Linked DNA regions of Homo sapiens: region 2 is linked to region 1. A link is a contact called in ENCODE Hi-C or POLR2A ChIA-PET data. All regions are on one chromosome and are shown on one strand. Each heading gives the region's core, a stretch centred on a gene start or an enhancer-like site at or near the end of the contact. The rest is flanking DNA. Distances are from core to core; before and after follow the strand shown. Region 1 holds the start of FXR1 (FMR1 autosomal homolog 1). Region 2 holds the start of LAMP3 (lysosomal associated membrane protein 3).

Region 1 (6,855 bases), core at 2,751-5,250:
AAGCTGCTTTTTACAGTTATAGACATCTTCTCATATCAGTAGATAGTCTTCTATAATTTCATTGCTAGTGGCTGTAGAAGATTCCATGGTATAGTATTTAAAAATGAAAATATCTTTTTTTTTTTGAGACAGTGTATTGCTCTGTTGCCCTGGCTGGAATGCAGTGGTGCAAACACAGCTCACTGCAGCCTCGACCTCCAGGCTCAAGCAATCCTCCTGCCTCAGCCTCCTGAGTAGCCTGGACTACAGGTGCACACCACCACGCCCTGCTAACTTTTGTCGCTTTTGTAGAGACGAGCTCTCATTATGTTGCCCAGCCTGGCTTTAAACTCCTGGCCTCAAGTGATCCCCCTGCCTTGACCTTCCAAAGTGCTGGAATTAAAGGTATGAGCCACTGTGCCCAGCCAAAAAGAACTTTTTTTTTTTTGATCAGGTAACATGCTCATTGTGAAAAATTCAGATGAGGCAAAAAATATAGACATTATATAGTTTACGTAAATCATTAGCCCATCTTCTGGAAATATCCTCTAATAATATATGGAAATATTAACTTTCAGACTTTATATATGTATATACACACTGCATATATATTTTAATATGATTATGTATGGTGTTTTGTGACATTCTTTAAAGTGAACATCTTTTTATGATGATGAAAATAGATCTACATCAAAATTTTAAAGTTTGTGTAATGTCCCATTTTGAATATTATATGGAGGCTGCAAACAGTCATTGATGTGGCACTGGAAATGGAAAGTAAGAGGGCTCAAATCGTAGTTCTGACACTTACAGCTTGTCTGATCTTACATGTGTTACTGGTTGCTATAGGGCTCAGTTGCTTAATTGAAATCACGAAGTCTACCTAGAAGAAGTAGTAAAGTGTTGGCTGGGTTCCAAATTCAAATGTTTTCGCTATGCAAGGCCTGAAGAGGGACAATACTTATTCTTTAGAGTTCAGGCAGTATGAGATGCTTTGGCCTGTGCCCAAGTGGAACTTTCGCATCCATACTCAAAATCACTCACATTGAGAACAAACAAAAAATACACTGAAAGCCAAAACAGAGAGAGAGAGAGGAGAGAAGAGAGAAGAGAAAAGGAAGAGAAGGGAGGGGAGGGGAGGACAGGAAAGGAGAGGGGAACCCATAAAGAAAAGCACACTGGGACCCTCATACACTGTTGGTGGGAATGCAAATAATGCAGCCACTTTGGAAAAGTCTGGCAATTCCTCAAAAGGTTTAAACATGGAGTTATCACGAGTCAGCAATTCCATTTCTAGCTATATACCCAAGAGAAACAAAAACATACATCTGTCTATACCAAAACATATACAGCAATTTTCATAGCAGCATTATTCCTAACAGCCAAAAAGTAGAAACAAAGCAAACTTCTATCAATTGATGAATTAATAAATAAAATGATGTGGTATATCCATACAACAGTATATTTGACAAAAAGGAATGAGTAGTAATACATTCTACAACATGGATGAAACTATAATACATTATACTAAATGAAAGAAGCCAATCATAGGCCAGGTGCAGTGGCTTACATTTGTAATCCTAGCACTCTGGGAGGCTGAGGCGGAGGCAGTGGATAACTTGAGCTTAGGAGTTCGAGACCAGCCTGGGCAACATGGTGAAACCCCATCTCTACAAAAAATACAAAGATTAGGCTAGGCGGGCGTGGTGGGTGGTGTCTGTACTCCCAGCTACTTGTGGGGCAGGGGGTTGAGGCGGGAGAATCACTTTAGTCCAGGAGGTGGAGGTTGTGGTGAGTGGAGATCAAGCCACTGCACTCCAGCCTGGGCAACAGAGTGAGACTCTGTCTCAAAAAAAAAAAAAAAGGAAAAAGAAAAAAGAAAGCCAGTCATAAAACAACACATATTCCGCGATTTCATTTATATTAAATATCTAGACTAGGCCAATCTATATAGGTAGAAAACAGGATAGTGATTTCCTAGGGCCTGGGGAGCTGGGGTTAAATCTAGAGTGAACGCTAACAGGTATGGGGTTATTTTTGCAGTGATGAAAATGTTCTAAAATTGACTGTGGTGATGGTTGCACAAATCTGTGAATATACTAAAAACTACTGAATTGTACATTATAAATGGGAGAATTATATCTAAAGAAAACTTTTTAAGAAAGCAAATGGGACATTATAATTCTGAAGGATCACAATGAGATACAATATAGAGTGTTAGCATAAGGTGCCCTTAATAAATGGTGGCTATTACTCATTGATGGGCATTTAGTTGTTTACATTTTTCTCATGATGATCAACACTTTAAAAAGAACATCCCAGCCCAGTGTGGGATGGCCAAGAGTTCAAGGTTACAGTGAGCTATGATTGTGCCACTGCACTTCAGCCTTGGCGATAGAGATCCTGTCTTAAAAAAAAAAAAAAAAATAGGCCGGGAGTGAATACATAGGCTGGGCACGGTGGCTCATGCCTGCAATCCCGAGGCAGGCAGATCATGAGGTCAGGAGTTCCAGACCAGCCTGGCCAACATGGTGAAACCCCATCTCTACTAAAAACACAAAAAGATTATCTGGGTGTGGTGGTGCGCGCCTGTAATCCCAACTACTCCGGAGGCTGAGGCAGGAGAATCACTTGAACCAGCAGGCGGAGGTTGCAGTGAGCTGAGATCTCATCACTGCACTCCAGCCTGGGCGATAGAGCGAGATTGTCTAAAAAAATAATAATAAATAAAATAAAATAAAATAAAATAAATATTGTAGTCCTAGCTACTCGGGAGGCTGAGGTGGCAGCATCACCTGAGCCTGGGAAGTCCAGGCTGCCACGTAATCACGCCACTGCACTCCATCTTGGGTAACAGAGTGAGACCCTGTCTCTAAATAAATAAATAAATAGAATATCCTGTACATAACAACAGTGAGCACTTTCACAGCCCTCATTTTTTCCCAGAATCTTCAGAGATGCAGACGTGCTCATAAAATGTTGTGTACATTTTATTTTTTTAGAATCTGAAAAACTGGGTCAGTGGGCGTTTCATGGGAAGTATAGAATGTTAGCAAAGTATCCTTTCTTAAGTTTTTCTGCGAAAACGGTAATAATGTAAGTATAACAAGGAGCACTTATAGTATTATTTTCCAAAGCCCTTGCTTAGGGAAGGAGCTTCAGTATTAAGTTGTTAAAATCCATACCCAAAGTATTTGTTATGCTTACAAAACTGGAGATGGTTCTGCTTTGATCCTATTTGCGGAAATTTGCATGCATTTAACAGAGGAAAACGTGGTCTCCTGCTCTATTAAGTTTGTCTGACTACTTTTAATAAGGCGAATTCACCTAAACTCTGTTCTAGGGTGTGAACACAATTACTTGCCCTGAAAATACTCAGTTTGACTTTTAAAGAGCTAAAGTGGTAACAGGTGGGGAGAGGGCTAGGCCAAATTGTTTGAGGGGGTGTGGAACTGTGGAATTTGAGTGAAGAGAAGGCCCAACTTTTTTTAAAAAAAGAGCGGGGCGAAATAACTTGGGGCACAACAGTATGTCTATTTTGTAGGCATCCCTCTTCCCCAGGGCAACTGGAGCCCAAAAAGTGGGTGAGAAAGCCATTCCAGGGCAGCCAGCACTTCCAGAAGTTTAAGGTCAGGATGCCGGAGCTCAGGGGAATGCCGATGCGCCGGGCAGGCTGTGCCTGGGCAGTTCATTCTGTGGCAGCTGGAGGCACTACTCGGCCGCCGCGGTGCGAACTGCGGGCACTGTGGGGCGGAGACCTAGGGGCGGGTCAACAAAGGTCGGGCGATTGTGTCTGGAGGCAAATCCGACGTAGACGGCGGCAGGCGGAGCCCAAAGCCGGTGATGCAGGGTGCGCAGGGATCCCACCTGGAGAGTCGGGGCGGCACGTTGAGACCCCAGGGGTGAAGGGCGGGGGATCCCAATCCCAGCCCTGTTTTCCCCTCCCCTTTCCCCGCCTCCTTCTCGCCCCTCCCCCCTCCTCCCCTCTGGTTGGAAAGTTTCTAGAATCTCTTCCCAGCGGCCTTTGCGGTTCCAACATGGCGGAGCTGACGGTGGAGGTTCGCGGCTCTAACGGGGCTTTCTACAAGGTACTGACCGTTTTGCCACTTTGTCGAGTGTTCTGGGTGCTGGAGCGCGTTTGAGGGAGGGTTGGTGGTCCCAGAGAGTGAGGTTTGGGGTCGGAAAGGCAGCCAGGCCAAAGCTCGAGGCCGCTGGATTCCTTGCTTCTCCCCCCTCCACCCGCGGTTTAACGGTCTCGGGGGCCGGGGCTCCGTTATGTTTTGAAACAACACGTCGGACACCTCTTGCATTTTCCTAGTTATGAACCCTCTTGGTTGCTAGTGCGGTTCTTGGCGGGCCGGTGGGAAGCAACTGAGTGGCTGCTGGGCGGCGGGAGCTCCTTCGGAGCAGGCCCGAGCTCTGGGAGGTGGGGGAGTCGTGAAAGGAGGCGGTGGGATTGTGTGGTCTCACCCGCTCCCCCGCCCCTCGAACTGGGCCGGGCGGGAGCTCCTCAGCCCGCTCCTCCGACCCCTCCCCACCCCTTGGGGCGGGTGTATCGCGGAATCTTTGGAATTCACCCTTGTATTTGAGTTTTGGGCCAACAAATCTTTAGTGTCTGAGGAGAATGGGGGTACCGGATTGAGGGTTAGGATCAAATACAGAAAAGCAGAAAACCTTGAATTGTGGCGGGTTGGAATATTTTTGCGGCCTGGGAAATTGGGCGGCGCCTTAGCCCCTCTATTACGGAAGAAAAGGAGAGTTGTGAGCTTTAAAGTAAGATTTAAAATGCGAAATGGATCAGGGAGATAGGTGGAGAGGTGACTAATTTCTTTATATCACTGCCCCTGTTTTTGGAGGGAGGTTTTGTTTTGTTTTGTTTTTTCTCCCACGAGGTTTTTTGTTTGTTTGCTTGGGAGGAAGGACATCCATTACTATGGAATCGGGGCTGAAAAACGTAAGAGGAATAGAGTAGAGGAATTTGGTGGGGCATTCAGCGTTCACATATCTGAAAATGAAATCCTAATAGTTTATTTTTTGCCACTATAGCGTTCTTTTCTCCTTATTTTCCCGAAATACGCCAGGTTGTTAGAAGATCAATACAGAATCTCCCCAGCTGTTGTCTGTCAGTCAATCTCACTAAGCCAGCATCTCAAATGTTTGAGAGTCTTGGCTATTTTTATGAAGGGCCTTCTTCTAATACATGAGTATTGTGCGTATGCAAAGTGAATTCTCACAGGTTTTCATTTCAGCGTACCTTTTATCCTATGGGTTTTTATTTTATTTGGCCACGATTTTCTATTTTCAGCATTTTGATTTTCTTTTCTTAGTTTACTGATTAGCTCTGTGGATTTGGTTTAACTGTCACGTGGTACCAGCATAATGGGGAATCACAGCGTATAAAGGATCCCCCTAAGCTTTTTGCAAGTTTAAATCTCCTTAGGTGGTAAACTTAAAGTAGGAACAGTGCCTGTTGGAAATGAGACTTTATGTTAATGCGTGAGTAGTTAACATTGACGTTCTCGGTTTAAGACTTGATGTCAGACCAATGACCTAGGTGAAATTTGAGTACATAGTTAATTGACTTTTGTTGTTATTGAAACCTGGTGGTTGCTTTCCCTGGACTACTGCAGATACAGTTCGCTGGGTAAGACGGCGAAAAGAATAGACTTATCTATGTTTTTCCTATCAATTGTAGATAAGTCGTTTTGCATCACCCCCCACCCCTTTCCCGAAAAGTTTTAAATTCTCACTATTTGGCCCTGTAGTTCTTGTATAAGGGAGGTATGCATTTTTTCTTGCATATTGGAAAAAATAAAGTGATTATTTTGCTTTATTTCATGGTTCTGCATCATGCATGTGGTAGACAACTATTTTTAGCAAAGTATATTTGTCAATAGCCTGCTATGCAAGATATTTTTTCCTTTTTTTAATAAGGTGAAGGTAATTTTAGTAAAGATTGTTTGCAGTCTTACTTTGGTTTCTCACGGTATTTTTTTTTTCCAGTCAATTCACAATGAATCAAATGTCCCCATTTTGGAACTCTGAAGTATTTATAATTGATCTCTATACATATCTACAATCTACTGCTTGTTTCTACTTAGACTTTGACTCCATTACTCATTTTGCCTCACAAAGTGAGTTGGTACTTTGACAAAGGTTGGAAAGGACACTAGCCACCTGTGTGTGCACTGAAATCATGTACGCTTGAACATTTGGAATTTTATGTCCAGCCATAATCCACTTGCATATGCACTTTGTGGAAACTGTGGTCTTCAGAACTCTGGAAGAATGAGAATGGCGGAGTGGAAAAGAGTCCTGGATTTGAAGTAAACAGATGAGAATTCTAGGTCTGTACTTCACCTTACCATTATCTAACAATGGACCCCTGAACAAATCTCTCTGTCTAACATGAGGGGCTTGAAGTAGTTCTGTGATCCCCAGTATATTTTTATCCTATTAAACTGCTGACTTGAAAACCATTGGCTTATTGCACAGAAGTTTATTGCTTTTTATTCATTAGAATGTAAAAGTTAATGTTAATTTACATACAGTAAAATAAGCCTTTTTTGGTGTACGGTTATGAATCTTGATAAATGCTGACAATTATCAAGATTAACTGTCACTTTAACTGTGGTGGTGTCAGCATTTATCAAGATTCATAGCCCCCAAATTTCCGTCATGCCCTTTTCAGTCAACCATTCCTCAACCCCAGCTTCTAGAGTGTTTTCTGTCCCCATAGTTTTTCTTATTCAGAACGTTACGTATATAGAATCGTACACTATATTGTGTAGTGTTTTGAGTCCGGCTTCCATTTAGCGTAGAAGCAATTTAATTTTAATTAGTTTTTTTCCAATTTAGAAGATAATACATGGTCAC
Region 2 (6,855 bases), core at 1,386-3,885, 2.3 Mb after region 1:
AGCAACTATCTTGTTTAATCTACTGTTATTTTGGCTTGTGTCTTACGTGTAACTGAACCTAAACTTAACTGACGTGAACTTAAATCCCCTCATTTTCTGGAGGAAAAATTTGAGATCAGGGAAGCAAGTTGACTGGGTAAAGATTACTCAGAGAGTTTACCCAAAAGCTCCGTCTCTCCTAGCAAAACTTTCTGATGATTTTTGCTCATTTCCAATTCAACAAGGATTTCTTGAGCCTATGCATGCAGGATCATGTAGCACAGTAGCGTAGAGCCTGAACCCCAAGGCCAGACTTCGTTTTTGTTTTGTTTTGTTTGAGACACAGTCCACTATGTTGTCCAGGCTGGTCTCAAACTCCTGGCCTCAAGCGACCTTCCACCTCAGGATCCCAAAGTGCTGGGATTACAGGTGTGAGTCACTGTGCCCAGCCAAGGCCAGATGTCTTGAATGCCAGTCTCAGGAATGCTACTCACTAACTGGGAGACCATGAACAATTCCTTAACCTGCCTCTGCCTCAGTACCGCCATCTGTAAAATAGGGATAAGAATAGCACCTACTTTTCAGGGTTCTTATGAGACTAAATAAGTTATAGGTAAGTAGATGTATGAGTAAAGCACATAGGTTAGCTGCTATGGGCACAGACTCTGGTTCAAAGCTCGACTCTGTCACCAGCTAGCTATGTGATCAGGGGCAAGTTATTTAACCTCTTTGTGCTTCTATTTCCTCGCAAGTAAAACGGAGACAATAGCAGTACTTACAAAGCTGTTTTGTGGATTAAAGCACTGCGAACAGTGCCTGGCATGCAGAGAGTGCCAGGAAGCCATGTCCATCATTGTTAATTACCATGTGCTGATGAGCCCTGTACTGAGTGAAGAAGGGGCTCAAGGTCAGGTTGTGAGGTGAATGGGAGAGGGACTGGAGGGACAAACAGGAGATACGAGTTAACATCACTGAGCAAAATCACTGCAGTAATTGCTGTCCAGGTGCTACCTCATTTGTTTCCCCAGTACTCCTAGCAGAGGATATTATTCTCCCCATTTTTCAGTGAGGGAACTGAGCACCCGAAAGGTTGGGTGATGTGAACAAGGCCTCCCTGCTGGGAAGGGTCAGGGCAAGGGTTTGAATCCAGTTCCGTGCCACCCCTCAAAGGCCTCCACCTCTGAGGAAGAAACCTCTGATGCATCCTTCACCTAGCTCACCTCTGAGAATTTGTAGCTCAGAAAGGAACCGGTAATGTGGGCATTTTCTCTCCACTTGCCCTTGCATTTGTCAATACTCACTGTATTTTTATTTTTATTTATTTATTTTTTTTGAGACAGAGTCTCACTGTTACCTAGGTTGGAGTGCAGTGGCATGATCTTGGCTTACTGCAACCTCCGCCTCTTGGGTTCAAGTGATTCTCCTGCCTCAGTCTCCCGAGTACCTGGGATTACAGGCGCCCACAACCATGCCCGGCTAATTTCTGTATTTTTAGTAGAGGCGGGGTTTCACCGGTGGCCAGGCTAGTCTCGAACTCCTGACCTCAAGTGATCCGCCGGCCTCAGCCTCCCAAAGTGCTGGGATTGCAGGTGTGAGCCACCACGCCTGGCCTGTCAATACCATTGTGTTTCTGAGCCTATCCATCCATTCAAGGAGCGCTCACATACAGGTCACTGTGGGTTACCGCTAGGCTGAGATTGTTTTGCTTTTTTAATAGCTTGCCCTGTGGAGCGTGATGATGACTTCCTCTTCTGTCCCCTAAAAGAACCTGAAACTGTAAGTGTGAAAGTGTGGCGCAGGGGAGAACTGCCTAGGCAAGGGCAGCTGGCACGACCCTTCTCACCTCTTCCCTAACATTCCTAGCATTCATGTTACAAGCAAGGGCCACCGCGCCCCCTGCTTGAGCATGTTAGCCGGGCGGTAGGGACGGAGACAGTTCTCTCATGACGTTCGAGTAACCAGGAAACTTCATCACAGGGACAACACCACAGCACCCGAGGACTCAATGTCTAGGGGGAAAAGCTCTGGAGAAAGCGGAGGGTCGGATCATAAAATAATCATAAACTCAGCGTCCCAGACGGCATCTGGGATGGGAAGTACAATGATCATTTAAAAAAAAAAAAGTCTTTGACACTCTTCCTACACCTTTCTGAAATGGCACAATCTGTCAGACCACATCTGATGCAAGGAAAAGCAAGACAGGAGCGCTTTTCCCGGATAACAAAGCCAAGACTCCCATTCCTAAACCCTAGCTCAGGTCTCCATCTCTTAAATCCGAGTGACCTCTACAAACTCTCCCTGAGAAGGTGTCCAGAACCCTTTTGGAAGCGAGGGACAGTGTCACTGTCTTTGGGGTTGACACCTGCTCTGAGTAACTCACGGAAAACAAGTTCCAGCTGGGAAGCCCTTGGACGCGCCACACCTCCCTACCCGCAGCCCGTCCTGTGGCGCCCGGGACTCCAGAGTGCGTTTAGATGAAAGGGGACCGACACGTCAGGGCCACCGCGGGAAGCGCTGAGGGCCACTCACCGGCCAGGGACGCGAAGAGCGCGGCCGCCGCGCTGAGCTGCCGGGGCATGGTGGGCGCTGGGCGAGGTTCTGCAGCGTGCGGCGAAGTCCGGGCAGGCCCCGAATCGGTGCCAGAGAAACCTACCTGTGCCGGAGAAACGAAACCACCTGCTTATGAGAAGCAGCCGAAAAGCCCGCCCAGGGCCGCTGGGCGGGGAGGGAAACTCCGCCGGCCCCCTCCTACCCCTACGGAGCAGGGAGGGGCGGGGACTCGGCGCAGCCGCCGGGGCCCGGGCCTCTGGGACCGTTTACCGCACGCGCGTGGTCCCGGCAGCGCCGGCCTCCTCCGCTCATACCCTGGGTCTCCTCCTTTCTTTTTCTTTTCTTTTTGAGACGAAGTCTCGCTCTGTCGCCCAGGGTGGAGTGCAGTGGCGCGATCTCGGCTCACTACAACCTCTGCCTCCCGGGTTCAAGCGATTCTTCTGCCTCAGCCTCCCGAGTAGCTGGGATTACAGGCATGCACCACCACACCCGGCTAATTTTTGTATTTTTAGTAGAGACGGGGTGTCACCATATTGGCCAGGCTGGTCTCGAGCTCCTGACCTCGTGATTCGCCCGCCTCGACCTCCCAAAGTGCTGGGATTATAGACGTGAGCCACCGAGCCCGGCCAGGGTCTCCTCTTTTATTTCTTTTCTTTTTATTTCTTTTGTTTTGTTTTGTTTTGTTTTGTTTTTTGAGACAAAGTCTCGCTCTGTCGCCAGGCTGGAGTGCAGTGGCGGGATCTCGGCTCACTGCCCTGGTTCAAGCGATTCTCCTGCCGCAGCCTCCCGAGTAGCTGGGGTTACAGGCGCCCGCCACCACGCCCAGCTAATTTTTGTATTTTAGTAGAGACGGGGTTTCACCCTGTTGGCCAGGCTGGTCTCGATCTCCTGACCTTGTGATCCGCCCGCCTCGGCCTCCCAAAGTGTTGGGATTACAGGCGTGAGCCACTGCGCCCGGCCCAGGGTCTCCTCTTTTCTAACAGCTCGGGTACCTTTCTGGGAACCCAGAGACGCTTCTCAGCCGGGAGAAAGCCAGCCACTAGGCGAGCAGGAGCCTAAAAACCCCTAAGCACCCTGACTCCATGTCTTCCCAGGGAGTCTGCGGCAGCCGCGCTCCACGCCCAGGCCTCGCCAGGACCGCGGTTTGCGGGAAGCAACAGGAGCACAGCCCAGAGGCGCTAGGTCTGGCTGGGAGCTCGCGCTGCCGACTCCCCGGCGTGCGGCGTCGGGGAACCTCTAGGAGCCTTGGATTCTTCAGCTGTAAAACGGACATAATAATGCCCACTCCCAGTGTGTTTTTTTATTTTCTTTTTTCTTTTTCTTTCTTTGTTTTTGTTTGTTTGTTTTTGTTTTTGTTTTTGAGACAGGGTCTCACTCTGTCGCCCAGGCTGGAGGGCAATGGCGTGATCTCGGCTCACTGCAAACTTGGGTTCAGGCGATTCTCCTGCCTCAGCCTCCACAGTAGCTGGGATTACAGATGTGCGCCACCACGTCCGGCTAATTTTTTGTATTTTTAGTAGAGACCAGGTTTCACCGTGTTGGCCAAGCTGGTCTCAAACTCCTGACCCCAGGTGATCCGCCCGCCTCGGCCTTCCAAAGATCTGGGATTACAAGCGTGAGCCACTGTGCCTGGCCCCAGGTGGTTTTACAGACCAGAAAATCCTGGAACAAAAAACACACAATATCGTTTTTTTTTTTTTTTTGGAGTCAGGGTCTCGCTCTATCACCCAGGCTGGAGTGCAGTGGCGTGATCTCGGCTCACTGCAACTTCGACCTCCTGGCCTCAAGTGAGTCTCCCACCTTAGCCTCCTGAGTAGCTGGGACCAAAGGCGCGTGCCACCACGCCCAGCTATTTTATTTTATTTTATGTAGAGAGGAGGTCTCGCTGTGTTGCCCAGGCTGGTCTCGAGTTCCTGGCCTCAAATGATCCTCCTGCGTTAGCCAACCATTGGGATTACAGGCGTAAGCCACGGCCCACGGCTCAACAACGCTGACAGGCAACCTTTTAATGTCTTATCTCCTTCCTCTATTAATTGGATTGTCTGTCAAAACAACGATGTTTTGACAGGGCTTGAGTCCCAGTGGGGAATACACATTTAAGCAGTATATTAGGAGACCCTCCTTATCACTAGATTGAGGGCTTTCAGCCTAGCCTCAAATTATTTTCTGAAAAATAACTTTGGCTACAACTATTTTGTCTTACTATGTTGCTCCAAACACTAATCAAGTAAACTTAACCAAAGCTTGCAGTGTGTTTCAGAATGGAATTTTTATGGTGAAAAGTGAGGGTTAACTTGTGCCAGTCAACCTAGTTTCAGCAACTACCTGCTTTCTGATCTTTGAGACAGTTTATTCAAAAGACGATAATTAAGTGGGTATAGACTGTGTGCCAGGCACTCTTCTTATTCCATTTAAGCGCCATAGCCACTCTATATGGACACTGTTGTTATTATCGCTGCCCCATTTCGCAGATGGAGAAACTAAGCACAAAGAAGGGAGTTGCCCAGAGTCACTTAGATAATAAATACCGAAACCTGACCATAAATCTTGTCTGCCTTGAGAGTCTAGGATTTTAAGCACATAGCCGGGCGCAGTGGCTCACGCCTGTAATCCCAGCACTTTAGGAGGCCGAGGCGGGCGGATCACGAGGTCAGGAGATGGAGACCATCCTGGCTAACACAGTGAAACCCAGTTCTATTAAAAATATAAAAAAATTAGCCAGGCGTGGTGGCAGGTGCATGTAGTCCCAGCTACTCGGGAGGCTGAGGCAGGAGAATGGTGTGAACCCAGGAGGTGGAGCTTGCAGTGAGCGGAGATCGCGCCACTGCACTCCAGCCCGGGCGACAGAAGGAGACTCCGTCTCAAAAAAAAAAAAATAAATAAAATAAAGCTGCTCCTCTTACCCTGGAAATTCCAAGGGATTTAGGAGCTCTGTTTCAGGAACCAGGGTCAAAGACCAAGTATTAAAACAAAAGATTCTCCTAGAACTCTGGCATATAAGGATTTTAGGAGCTCTGTCTTAGAAACTGGGACAGAGACCAAAGATATATTATTATATCGCAGTATCATAGTTTATTATTTTCAAAAAACGTTTTCTGGCTGGTACAGTGGTTCATGCCTATAATCCAAGCACTTTGGGAGGCCAAGGTGGGAGGGTCACTTGAGGCCAGAAGTTCAAGTCCAGCCTGGGCAACACAGGGAGACCCTGCCACTATTAAAAATTTTTTAAATTAGCTGGGCATGGTGGCACATGCCTGTAGTCCCAGCTACTTGGGAGGCTGAAGCAGGAGGATTGCTTGAGCCTGAGAGGTCAAGACTGTAGTGAGCTGCGATCAAGCGACTGCACTCTAGCCTGGGTGACAAAGCCAGACCCTGTGTCTAAAAAAAAGAAAAGAAGAGGAAAAAAAAAGGTTTTTATTTCAACTAAGTTGTTGGATTTATTAGCATAAAGCTTTTCATAACAATCCCTTGTCTTACAATATCTGTAGTATAGGTAGTGATGTCACTTCTTTTATTACTAATATTAATAATTTGTATTTTCTCTCTTATTTCCCTGCTAATATTAATAATTTGTATTTTCTCTCTTTTTTCCCTGATAAGTTTGGCTGGAGGTTGATCAATTCTATTCATGTTTTCAAGAAAAAAAAAAAAATTTCATTTCATCGAGTTCCTTCATTGTTCTTATGTTTTCTGTTTTATTCATTTCTACCTGATCTTTATTATTTTCTTTCTTCTACTTAACTTGTGTTTTATTTGCTCCTCTTTCAATAGTTTTCAAAGATGGAACTTGCCTGGGATATCCCAGCACTTTAGGAGGCTGAGGTGGGAGGATCACCTGAGGTCAGGAGTTCAAGACCAGCCTGGCCAACATGGTGAAACTCCGTCTCTACTAAAAATACAAAAATTAGCTGGGTGTGGTGGTGGGCACCTGTGATCCCAGCTACTCGGGAGGCTGAGGCAGGAGAATCGCTTGAACCCGGGAGGTGGAGGTTACAGTGAGCTGAGATCACGCCACTGCACTCCAGCCTGGGTGACAGGAGCTAGACTCTGTCTCAAAAAAAAAAAAAGAAAAAAAAAAAGATGGAAGTTGAGGCCAGTGGTATAAAATCTTTCTTCATCTCTAATAAACAGGTTTACTGTTATGAACGTCCCTCTAATTACTACTTTAGTTGGATCCCACAAGTTTAATATGTTTTCATTTTCATATAATTAGAAAGACTTCCTAATTTCCTTTTGCTATCTCCTCGACTCATGGTTATTTAAAATAGCATTATTTCATTTCCAAACATATAGTTTTTCAGATATCTTTCTTTTATTGATTTTTAA

The links. A loop is a pair of places that touch in the nucleus more often than their neighbours do. ChIA-PET counts read pairs that join two places held with the same protein, here RNA polymerase II (POLR2A). Pooled maps may share reads with other maps.
Region 2: a pooled map shows a loop between it and region 1 (7-fold over the local background). The contact joins the promoter of LAMP3 here to the promoter of FXR1 in region 1. A Hi-C loop is called at or near these places in 1 of 37 single-sample maps with no recorded cell type and 4 of 50 pooled maps. POLR2A ChIA-PET finds 5 or more read pairs at or near these places in 1 of 52 experiments (WTC11).

What each region holds. Positions count from the first base shown.
Region 1 is chr3:180,908,670-180,915,524 of GRCh38, forward strand. FXR1 (FMR1 autosomal homolog 1) reads left to right here and starts at 4,001. Exons shown (of 17, transcript NM_005087.4): 1 at 4,001-4,067. The coding sequence starts at 4,017. RefSeq lists enhancers at 2,992-3,647, 3,463-3,612, 4,183-4,272 and silencers at 3,632-3,926, 3,933-4,032.
Region 2 is chr3:183,160,099-183,166,953 of GRCh38, forward strand. LAMP3 (lysosomal associated membrane protein 3) reads right to left here and starts at 2,636. Exons shown (of 6, transcript NM_014398.4): 1 at 2,509-2,636. The coding sequence starts at 2,557. RefSeq lists an enhancer at 1,815-2,024 and a silencer at 2,637-2,846.